3 separate regions of the Homo sapiens genome follow, and regions 2 and 3 are each linked to region 1. The links are chromatin contacts, found by Hi-C or POLR2A ChIA-PET in ENCODE. All regions are on one chromosome and are shown on one strand. Each heading gives the region's core, a stretch centred on a gene start or an enhancer-like site at or near the end of the contact. The rest is flanking DNA. Distances are from core to core; before and after follow the strand shown.

What was found. Hi-C counts contacts between places; a loop is a spot of excess contacts on that map. ChIA-PET counts read pairs that join two places held with the same protein, here RNA polymerase II (POLR2A). Pooled maps may share reads with other maps.
Region 2: a loop to region 1 is called in a pooled map, with 4 times the contacts of the local background. The contact joins the promoter of ATP5PD here to the promoter of UBALD2 in region 1. A Hi-C loop is called at or near these places in 1 of 168 maps with a recorded cell type or tissue (ascending aorta) and 4 of 50 pooled maps. POLR2A ChIA-PET finds 5 or more read pairs at or near these places in 1 of 52 experiments (activated naive CD4-positive, alpha-beta T cell).
Region 3: a map of B cell shows a loop between it and region 1 (17-fold over the local background). The contact joins the promoter of SUMO2 here to the promoter of UBALD2 in region 1. A Hi-C loop is called at or near these places in 1 of 168 maps with a recorded cell type or tissue (B cell), 1 of 37 single-sample maps with no recorded cell type and 6 of 50 pooled maps.

The regions. Positions count from the first base shown.
Region 1 is chr17:76,263,792-76,267,501 of GRCh38, reverse strand. It overlaps UBALD2 (UBA like domain containing 2), which reads right to left and starts at 2,154. Exons shown (of 3, transcript NM_182565.4): 1 at 1,877-2,154; 2 at 1,533-1,595. The coding sequence starts at 1,996. It overlaps LOC105371896 (a long non-coding RNA gene), which reads left to right and starts at 2,421. Exons shown (of 6, transcript XR_007065913.1): 1 at 2,421-3,710. RefSeq lists enhancers at 1,342-1,441, 2,702-2,751 and silencers at 1,612-1,751, 2,052-2,351.
Region 2 is chr17:75,045,171-75,048,880 of GRCh38, reverse strand. ATP5PD (ATP synthase peripheral stalk subunit d) reads left to right here and starts at 1,912. Exons shown (of 6, transcript NM_006356.3): 1 at 1,912-1,956. KCTD2 (potassium channel tetramerization domain containing 2) reads right to left here and starts at 1,656. Exons shown (of 6, transcript NM_015353.3): 1 at 1,292-1,656. The coding sequence starts at 1,630. RefSeq lists enhancers at 1,673-1,967, 1,852-2,437, 2,376-2,445 and a silencer at 1,546-1,975.
Region 3 is chr17:75,180,804-75,184,513 of GRCh38, reverse strand. It overlaps SUMO2 (small ubiquitin like modifier 2), which reads left to right and starts at 1,555. Exons shown (of 4, transcript NM_006937.4): 1 at 1,555-1,700; 2 at 3,326-3,457. The coding sequence starts at 1,680. RefSeq lists silencers at 1,256-1,485, 1,616-2,015 and an enhancer at 1,597-2,247.

The DNA of each region.
Region 1 (3,710 bases), core at 905-3,404:
AAAAAAAAAAAGAAACCATGAACTTTTTGAGAGCAGGGATGGTGTCCTCCACTGTGCTGCTAAGGCACTCAGACTTGGGCACTGATGGACACACTGGTTATGTGTGTTACAAAACCTGCTGCCTTCCTTGAGGGAAGCTTCAAAAGAGACTTAGCATCTCCTTGGGATTTGCAGAGGAGGGGCAATAGGAACTAAACAGGATGCCAGACCAGCTCTTCCTGGGGAGCCTCCCTGTTCTCAGCCCCTCAGAATGGCTGTAGTATCTGGAAGTTCTGAGTTTTTTGGGATGGCCACAGCTGGTGGAAGGAAATCTCAAGGATCCGGTGACAGGAGATGGCAGGAAGCTTCGAGACTCAAGCATAGGCGGGTGCTGGCCATTTCTCCTGGTCAAGTGCAGGGGACGGTGTCCCCTGGAGATGAAACCCTCTTGGGTTTCTAAGAGCCCTGTGGCCAGCACCATGCTCCCATCATACTCAAATGCCATTTTGGCTTGATTTATATACAGCATCAGCCATTCTGAGAAAAACTAGCTAACAAGGTCAAGACAGACCCCTCTACTTGTCCTCTGTGACTAGATGAAAACAGAGAGCCAAAGGCAAGGGCACCAAGTGTTAAAAATCCCAAAAATGCACCTAGAGTCCACAACAGCTCTCCTGGGGAACAATGTTTTAAGATCCCTATCGCTGAGCCCTGCCCCTCCTCCCCCAGCAGGGCTAATAGGTAACTAGGGGGGTAGGGTACAGGAGAGATGTCCTGGGCCTCAAGAAAGCAGAGTACCCCATGGCCAGGAGGGCAAAAGCTTGGGCCTGGGCTAGAATGAAAAAGAAAGCAAATCCAGACCCCGGACCACTTCTCTGTGTGCTGGGCTGGTGGAGCTCAACACAGAGATTAAAGACACATTCCTGGCCTTATCTTGGGTCAAAATCTGTGTGTCCTCCTGGCTTGGGGGATGTATGTCCTTCCAACTTCCCAGTCCCCTTGGGCTTCGGAAGGTTGAACAGATCTTTGTGGGTAGAGCCCGGCTTCCTGAGCCAGGGTGGATTCATGCCTTTCCTGTTCCCTGTAGCGCTGGGTGTGTGTGTGTGTGGAGGGGGAGGGGGGAAACCACTCAACAGCACGAGGGGGTCCCCATAAACACAAGCACCCCCATCGCCCTCCCTGGGCCCTTCGCGCGGGCTTCCCAGTGCCCCAGACGTCCGGGCATCACCCTCTCCCCCTCCCCATCCCCTGGCTCTGGGGTCCCCCAGCTCCTGAGCCCCTCGCCAGGCCCCCGGCCCTCTCCCCCTCCCCCCAACTTTGGCGCCGCTTCCCCCCAGGGACCAGTGCCGGGCACCAGTCCCGAGGCCAAGCAGCAGCAGCCCGGGAGGCGGGCCTCAAAGTTGGAGGCGCCAGCGCCGGCCCGGGAGCCGCTCTTTCCTGGAAGACATTTTGGCTCTTTGTTTACATTCGCGGCGCGGCGCTCCCCGGCAACATGGCTGTCACCGCCGCGCTGACAGCGGCCCCGGCCCGCGCCCCTGCCCGCCGCCGCTTACCATCTGGTGGTGGTGGTGGCTGTTGGGAATGTTGGTTTCTTGGAAGAACGTGCTCAGCGCGGTCTGCGGACAAACAGGGCAGTGACACGGCGGGCCAGGCGGAGTCAGGAAACGCAGCGGCTGGGCCCCCCACCGGCTCTCCCCGCCTCCGCGCCCGGCCCGCGGCCCCCGACCCTCGGCTGCCCCACGTGCAGAGGGGAGCCGGTCCCGGCCCCGGTCCCGCGTAAGACCCGCTCGCGGGCGCCGATCGCCTTCCGGGCCGACAACAGGAGCGCTCCCCGCCCCCGCCGCCGCCCGGCGTCCCCGACCCCCGCGGCCCGGCCCCGCGGCGGCCAGGCTCGCACCTCGAACTGCCAGTGGGCCGCCTGCAGCAACTGCTTCGCCTGGTCGGCCGCGCAGCCCGCGGCCAGCACGAACTGGTTGATCATGACCTGGTGCCGCAGCTCGTCCATGTTCACCGACATGGCGCGGCGCGGCGCGGGGCCCGGCGTCTCCGGCCGGACGCAGACGCGGGGCTGCGCGGGCGCGGGAGGCCGGCCGCCCGGGGCTCCGGGGCTCGCGCTCACCGCTGCTGCCGCCGCTCCGCCGCCCGCTCCGCCGCCGCCCGCCCGGCGAATGTTGTGGTTCGACTCCCGCGGCCCGGCCGACACCACAAACAACAGCGCGGGGCGGGGCTGGGCCGGCCCAACGTTCGGGGACTGCCGCTGATTGGCCGGGGCGCCGCTCCGCCAGCGCCCGGCTCCCGTAAGGACGTTCGATTCGAATCCTGCGGCCTGTGGGGCCCTCACTGTTTCTCTTTTCGCCCGGCCGCGCCCATTGGCGGAGCTCGGCGCCGTGGGGCTCCCCAGCATTGGCCGGCCGCTGTGTTTTGGCTCATCCGGCCTCGTGGTTGGTCACGGCCGGGCGTTCGGGGCGGGGCCGCGCACTCTGATTGGCCTCCGGTGGTCCTGTTTGAACTCAACTTGAAAACCCGGAGTGCCTGCTGATTGGCCGAGGGCCCTCTGTTTGCTGTTGTAGGCTTGGGGGTGGTGCGGCCAAGTTCATTCATTACTTCATTGAAACAGAACATGCTCAGCTGGAAAAGCAAGACAGAGTGGCTTTGACTCATTTCCTCTGAAAGATGTGGTCATCTCGAGAAACAGAATGATCAAAATAGAAAACAGAGCCTTTGCAGCTGCTCAAGTCTCAAAAGCATGTAATTTTTAAAAATAACTTTCAAGCAGTCCAATTTAAAAAAATCTTTTATTGAAATATAACGTACATTAGGAAAGTGCGATGTCGCAGGTACAGCTTCCAGACTTTTCACCAAGTGAACACCCAGATCAATTAACAGAACGTTACTTGCACCCTAGGAACCCGCGTCCTGCCCTCTTCTAATCACTACCCACCGCAAGGATCGAGCAGTATTTTCTCAGTTTTTAGACCAAAGACTTTGCTCTCTGAAGATGGAAGCCAAGATTTATGTACAATAAATACGATATGCAAGGAAATATGCAAGGAAAAAAGTGAGACTTTCTCAGTGGCCAAAATGCCAAGTCAAGAATTTTTTCTTGTTAAATCGGTTGACCTAACTGAAGCTTTAATTTTCTTTTTTTTTTTTTCTCTTGCTTGTCACGAAAGCTAAGATGAAGCTTTAATTTCTACCATCTTTTAAAAAAACAACGGGTGGCAGTAGGGGTGGAGTCTGGGGTTGGGATGGCTTACACCTATAATCCCAGCACTTTGGGAGGCCGAGACAGGAGGATAACTTGAGGCCGGGAGTTCAACACCAGCTTGGGCAACATAGCACAGACTCCATCTCTACCAAATAAAAACAAACAATAACAAACAGTGAGTGTTTCTACAGAGATACTGTTTCTCAGTGGTAGCCCTTTAAAGTCCAAAATTTGGTGGTGGTGGTTGTTAGATAGGGCTAGAGTGACATGATCATGGCTCACTGTAACTTCGAGCGATCCTCTTGCCTCAGCCTCTCGAGTAGCTGGGACTACAGGCACACACCACCATGCCTGACTAATTTTTGAATTTTTGGTAGAGATGAGATCTCACTATTGTTGCCCAGGCTGGTCTTGAACTCCTGGACTAAAGTGATCCTCCTGCCTCAGCCTCCCAAAGCACAGGGATTACAGGTGTGAGCCACCATGCCTGGCCCCAAATTTGTTTGTATGTGCTGAGCTTCCA
Region 2 (3,710 bases), core at 663-3,162, 1.2 Mb after region 1:
AAGGGAGAAAATGCCGTAGCTGTGTAACTGAAATCTTTGCTTGAGATGGACATTCTGACTTTTCCACTGCCTCTGAACTGCATTCCTAATTCCAAGAAAACCTCTGTGTAGTTGGCAATGCTCCTGAGCTCAAGGCCAACATCAGTGGGAGTTTGCACTGCCAGCTGTAATCTCACACACCCCAGCTCTGTGCCCAGAGGAAGCTCGGTACTGCCAGGACTTGGCTCTGAGCAGCTTTAATCCTACTCATCTTTACAGTAAAAGGAACAAGAAGAAACTGGCTTCTATTACCACAAGGAGGATATAGAGTAGATAAAAATAATTCCTTTATAAGCAAGGGTTTTGAAATCTCTTTAAAGTTAGGGCAGGATAGGTTTCCATCAATCTGAGATTTCTTAGAGAAGAGGAATAAACGAAAACAACAAATGTTTACGCAACTCCAGCTCTGTTTTGAGGTCACCAGCTGAGTGCTATATGGGATATAAGATGGTGTGAGTTATGGTCAGTGCCTTTAAGTTGAGAACTTAAAGGTGAATACGTAAAGTTAAAAAGAAATTGACACAGTTCAAACTGGAAATGGTTTAAGTGTCTTGTCACCTCTCAACCCTTTGGTTAGCAGCCATGCATCCTGCCCAAAATTTTCCCGGGAAAATTTTCATTTTCCTTCTGTCTTAGCCTAGATTTGCAGCGGCAAACAGTAACCTCTTTCCAAAAAACGCATTTGATCTAAATATGGACCTAAACCAGTGACTGTTAACAGATAAAAGTTCTGCGACCAGGACTATAGAAAAGCAGTGTGATATCACAAGGAGCGCTTCCTGCAGCTGTGGAAGCCCAACTTGGCAGAGGGGTCCGAGAGGGAGTCTGAGAAAGCTACAAGGATGCCTGAGCTAACCCTGACCCAGTTCTGGATGCATCTGGCACCGGCAGTGGGGGGACTGAAGAGGAGCCAGGGAAAACTCATGCAGATCTCAGTGGGATGTCAGGGGCAGAGAATATGGAGAAGGGGTGTGGAGTGCGTTCTCGTGGGTGCAGGTGGGCGCAGTGTGGGAAGGAGTCTCAGAGAACGAAGGGCGGGGTCGGGGAGAAAGCCAGAGTATGCCTCAGCATGGAAGAAGGGGAGTGGGAGGTCCCTCTGAGGCCCCTGCGAGTAGTGTGGGAGGGAGGGGGAGGATGGGGTCCCGGCCTGAGGGGGCTGCCTGTGAGGAGCGTGTCTCAGGACTCTGGGGACCGATCTACGAGAAACCAGGGGGTTCGAAGGCCCGGGGGCGCGCCCGAGGGCGGGGCACACCTTGTCTGAGTCCAGCTCCGGGTCCTCCTGGCAGCAGAGGCGGCAGAGAAATGACTTGGGCTCCCGGCCTAAGGTCTGTCTGGTGGTCACGAAGTAGGTGCCTCCCACGTTCAGCCTGACCCAGCGGGCCGCGCCGCCGCCCCCTGCCCGCTCGGGTGGTCCGGGACCCGGCTCCAGCGGCTGCGCGACGGCGGCAGCCGGGCGGCCGTGCCCGCGGGGCGTGGGGCCAGCCGGGCGTGGGCTGGGGGGCCCGCGGACTGGGCCACCCCCGTCGCCCACCCCACTCCCGCCGCCCCCTCCCAGCCCCGCCATCGCCGGGTCCAGCTGCAGTTCCGCCATCTTGGACCGCCGCCGCCACCGCTGCTGCCCGCGCGCAGCCGGGCCGGCCCATTTCTCGGCAGGGAGAGCCGGGCCGGCCCATCGGCGGGGGTGGGGCAGAGGGGAGAGGGACGGGAGCGCCCCCAACCAGCGCCCGGGGACCCGCGCGGGGGAGGCGCTGTGCCCGCCCCCGGGAAGATACTTCCGGAACCAGCCCTCATCTCTATTGGCTGATCTGCGAAGCAAGGCCCACCCCCTTGGCTTTGGGGTTGGCTGAGGAAAGATCTTCCCGTGACCCACTTCCGTTACTTGCTGCGGAGGACCGTGGGCAGCCAGGGTCGGTGAAGGTGAGTGGGGCTTGGGGCATTGGATCCGATCCCTGGAGGGCTCCTCTGCTCTGCCCTCTCCAAACCTCACGCCGACCCTTGTCACGCCCCCGTCAAGGACGCTGGGCCCTCGGCTTGCCCCGCTGGCAGAGTGTCCCTTGTGTAGCTGCCGCTCCTCGCCCCGCGATCCCTTCCTCAGCCCTCCTTGGCGCGCGGGGTCAGGGGGGCCCGGCTGTGTCCCAGGCGCCGCTGATGTAGGCGCTGCCACAAGCCGTGTCTCGTGCAGTCCGCTCCCAGCGCGGCAGACTTCAATAGTTTGGTGGGGGGACTGGGGAAACATTACGCAGACAGTGTTAACCTGCCGAGGGACGCTCAGCTGGCTGCGGGGCTGCGCCCTTCCCCTTCGGCAGCTTCCAGGATTCGAACGTATAGAGCGTTCAGGGCTCCTCGGGTGCAGAGTTCGGTTACTCATTCAAGAAAGATTCATTGAGCACCTCCTATGCGCATGATCTGTTCTAGGCGCTGGGGATTAAGCAATAGATTTTTAAGAATTAAAAAAAATTTCGCCGGGCGCGGTGGCTCACGCCTGTAATCCCAGAATTTTAGGAGGCCAAGGCGGGCGAATCGCGAGGTCAGGAGTTCGAGACCAGCCTGGCCAACGTAGTGAAACCCCGCCTCTACTAAAAATACAAAAAATTAGCTGGGCGTGGTGGAAGGCCCCTATAATCCCAGCTGCTCGGGAGGCTGAGGCAGGAGAATCGCTTGAACCCGGGAGGCGGAGGTTGCAGTGAGCCGAGACCACGCCACTACACTCCAGCCCAGGCGACAGTGCGAGACTCCGTCTCACTCACACACACACACAAAGTTATTTGTGACTTCCATTTTCCACTGATGTTGCGGGAAATCAGGGACCCCAAACAGAGAGACCGGCTGAAACCATGGCAGAAGAACGTGGATTGTGAAGATTTTATGGACATTTATTAGTTCCCCAAATTAATACTTTTGTAATTTCTTATGCCTGTCTTTACTGCAATCTCTAAACATAAATTGTAGAGATTTCATGGACACTTATCACTTCCCCAGTCAATACTCTTCTGATTTCCTATGCCTGTCTTGTCTTTAATCTCTTAATCCTGTCAGTTGAGGATGTATATCGTTCCAGGACCCTGTAATAATTGTGTTAACTACAAAAATTGTACAGCATGTGTGTTTGAGCAATATGAAATGTGGGCACCCTGAAAAAAGAACAGGATAACAGCAATTGTTCAGGGAACAAGAGAGAACCTTAAACTCTGACCGCCGGTGAGCCGGGCAGAACAGAGCCATATTTCTCTTCCTTCAAAAGCAAATGGGAGAAATATCGCTGAATTCTTTTTCTCAGCATGGGATATCCCTGAGAAAGAGAATGCGCACCTAGGGGTAGGTCTCTGAACTGGCCCCCCTGGGGCGTACCTGTCTCTTATGGTTGAGACTGCAGGGGTGAAATAAACTCCAGTCTCCCATAGCGATCCCAGGCTTATTAGGAAAAGGAAATTCCCACCTAATAAATTTTGGTCAGACCGGTTGATCTGAAAACCCTGTCTCCTGATAAGATGTTATCAATGACAATGGTGCCCAAAACTTCATTAGCAATTTTAATTTCGCTCTGGTCCTGTGGTCTTGTGATCTCACCCTGCCTCCACTTGCCTTGTGATATTCTATTACCCTGTTAAGTACTTGATGTCTGTCACCCACACCTATTCGTATACTCCCTCCCCTTTTGAAACTCCCTAATA
Region 3 (3,710 bases), core at 306-2,805, 1.1 Mb after region 1:
TGGATTTGAGGATCATTAGCAAAGAGATGGTAATGAAAATCGGTGAAATCATCCTCGGAGAGGGAATGGAGTGATAAAAGGATCTTGAAGAAAACCCTAAGGAACAGTTAAGGGAAGGAGTGAGTAAGAAAAAAAATTGCAGAGAGAACAAAGGACAGGCTAGAGATGAGAGGAAAACCTACCTCCTGCAAAGTTCAAGAGGAGTGACAAACTGAGAAGCATACTGGATTCAGCAAAGAAGTCTGCGGTGACCTTGTGGAGAGCAGTTTTAGTGGAACTTTGGGGACAGCACCAGATTGCAGTGGGTTGAGGAGTGAGTGGGAGGGGAGGGGTTGGAGACAGCTGGCGGGGACATTTTTTCGAGCTGTTTGGCCAAGAATGGAGAGAGATAGGATGGTAACTTCATAGAATTGGGAGCTTTTTTTTTTTTTTCTATACTAACGGAGGAGAGGAAGAAAATTCAGGGACAAAAGGAAATAATAAAGCCCCGGGGGAAGAAGCGAGATGGAATCCAGTGCACACACATCGGATTGTTCTTCAGACAGGAGGGACGCATGTGTATGTTTTAACTGGATGCAACGAGGAAAGGATTAAATTGGCTGGAAGCTTGATTGTTGGGTAGTTCTCGCTTATGGATACTGTTTCCTCTTGGAAGACAGGCGATGAGTAAGGATCTCGTTGAATGAATACATGAATATTTTCCCGTAGCTAGTCAAAGTCTAGGGTTACCAGCAGGACAGAAGAAGACACTGTAGGCCGGGCGCGGTGGCTCACGCCTGTAATCCCAGCACTTTGGGAGGCCGAGGCGGGCGGATCACGAGGTCAGGAGATCGAGACCATCCTGGCTAACACGGTGAAACCCCGTCTCTACGAAAAATTAGCCGGGCGTTGTGGCGGGTACCTGTAGTCTCAGCTACTCGGGAGGCTGAGGCAGGAGAATCACTTGAACCCGGGAGGCAGAGGTTGCTGTGAGCCGAGATCGTGCCACTGCACTCCAGCCTGGGCGACTGAGCGAGACTCCGTCTCAAAAAAAAGAAGAAGAAGAAGAAGAAGAAGACACTGCATTTTAGGCAAGAGTCCGGTGGGAAGCAGGTTGAGATTGACTGAGAGGAAGTAACCATGGGAGGGCTGCTGGTCCACTGAATGAGAGAGATTTTTCCAGAACCTCATGCTGGGGCTTTGATTTAGGAATCCCCTTCCTCCTCTAGTAAGTCTGCCTTCCCTGGCCTATGGCTTACGTCTAAAGCCTCGAGCCTCATCGTTCCCACCGAGGACCAGCTGGAAGCCATTTTGATTATGCTCCACCACGAAGGAGGACAATACAGCCCCGCCCAGAGCCAGGCGCGCCCCCGCGGCGGGCCGGGTGCGCGTGTCCGCGCCTCTTCCCGCCGGCCGGGCGGGCGCCTGGCCCAGGACGCGGTGGCGTGGGACGGGGGGTGGGGGTGGTTATGTAAGCGTTGCGCGCTCCCGCGAGGCGCCAGCCAATGGGAGGCTTCGGCTACTCGTGCTCGCGCACGCAGGGTGGGGGGAGGGAGCGCACGACGTGCGCGCACCCTCTCCCCTCGTCCACCGCTGCCGCCTCCTTCTTCTGCCGCTCCTGGTGCTGCTTGTGTGCTCGTTTGGTGCGGACCTGGTACCTCTTTTGTGAAGCGGCAGCTGAGGAGACTCCGGCGCTCGCCATGGCCGACGAAAAGCCCAAGGTGAGCTCGCCGCCGGCCCCTTCGCCTCGCCGCGCGGTGGGGGTCATGGCGCGGGCCGGGGTCCGGCCAGAGCCCGCCGCTGGCTCCCAGCGCTTTCCCGGGCCCCCCACGGGGCCGGCCGCGGCTCAGGCCCGGGCGCTCCGCGCCATTTTCCTCCCTCCCTCTCTTCCTCCCTCCCGCGCCGAAGGAGGCCCCGCCGCTCTCTCCCGCCCCCGGCGGCCTCCGAGTGCGCGCCGGGCGCGAGTTGGGCGGGCAGAAAGCGGACGCCCGCGGACCCACCAGCCCCGAACGGGGATTCTTGGCCCAGCCGGCCGGCGCGCGTGAGGAGGGGCGTTAGGGCGCGCGGGGTCTCCACCTTCTGTCGACCCCGCGTCGGGTGTTGCAGTCTCCGAGGCGGCGAGGAGTCCTCTGGGCTCGGGCTTCACCTCTCGGGTAGGAACCGCGGGCATCTGGGGACCCCTGCCTGGGGCCGCGGCGGCGGGGCGAGGGTTCGGGGCGAATCAATGGGCTGCGGACGGGCAGGAACCTGGATGCCCGCGGGCCGCCGTCCTGGGCCTGGGGGTAGGGGGATTCCCGTGGAGTATTTCCCACTTTAATAGCCTCAGGGGCCCGAAGGGGGAGGGGCAGCGGCTTTTCCCTGGGTGCCAACGAACCCCTAATCCGCGAACACCATGTGGTTTCATGAAGTTGGAGGCACAGGTACGAGCAGAGAGACTTTGTGCGGCTTAACTTTTGAACGCGGCTTTTGAGGCACCCGGAGACTTCCCGGGAGGACTTGGGGACACCCATCATCGGGGCACACGGGACTTGCTGCTTTTAGTTTGGTGGCACCCCCCGCCTCCCGCGCCTTTACTTTCTGGAGCGTTTTAGGGCTACAGAATTGCTTCTGCACTCGATTTTGGACAACTTTAGGTTGGGTCGAAATCTACAAGAAACAAATCAGGATAAAACTGTGTATTTGACCCATGACAACAAAGGGGGGGAGGGGAGAATAAGTGCTCTTAACCGAAAATAAAAATGAAGCTGCTAATAGAGGAGAACGTTAACTGTGGTCCTGACTGAGTATTACCGCTGTTCCGGGGGGAATCGGGATATTCTTCGATTGTTTTTTTTGTTTGTGTGTTTCCTTTAATGGAGATTGGATTTAGGTTATTAAACTGAGTTTGGTAACTTTTTAATGACAACGGTAATGAGTTTTGAATGGCAGGCTGTAGATTTATTGTTTTGTTTCTTGCAGTTGTACTTAAAGTGCTTAGAAAAGAGAAGGGACTCTATTTTTAACTTTTTTGGGGGGTAAAGTATTTTGGGAGTGATATATGTCATTTTAGGAAGTTTAACTTCAAGAGAACGTTGCAATACACTGAATAGGACCCAACTTTAAACATATTGTTGCTACTGATAGTATTGCATGTAGGCTTTTCCGTATCTGACAGCTATCTAATACTGTTACTGCAGGATTTTTCCGCTTTCACATTGATTTCAGCAGCTGAAAACAGCAGTATGCCGTTTTAGCATACAGTATGAGAAACCTGTTGATTTTTGAAGCAACTAGGGCTGCTGCTGCTTTATAAAACGTGTTCGTTGATCACATTTCCCAAATTATACTTTTATTTTTCTTTTAACAGGAAGGAGTCAAGACTGAGAACAACGATCATATTAATTTGAAGGTGGCGGGGCAGGATGGTTCTGTGGTGCAGTTTAAGATTAAGAGGCATACACCACTTAGTAAACTAATGAAAGCCTATTGTGAACGACAGGTGAGGAATTCATATGTGTACTTCCACTGAATAAAACTATTTTTAAAAATCTTATTTTCATGGGAACAAAAACTAGACTAGCACATTACAGTGACTTTTTGATGGGATGAATATGCACTTGGCACGTCAGTTTTGTCGTGCACTTGGTATATTGATAGCTCGTGAAAACCCTTAGGATGATTTGGTTAGTATTATATGTGGTTCCAGTCCTGTGCCAGAAATCCATCAAATTATATTTACAATAATTTTTTTT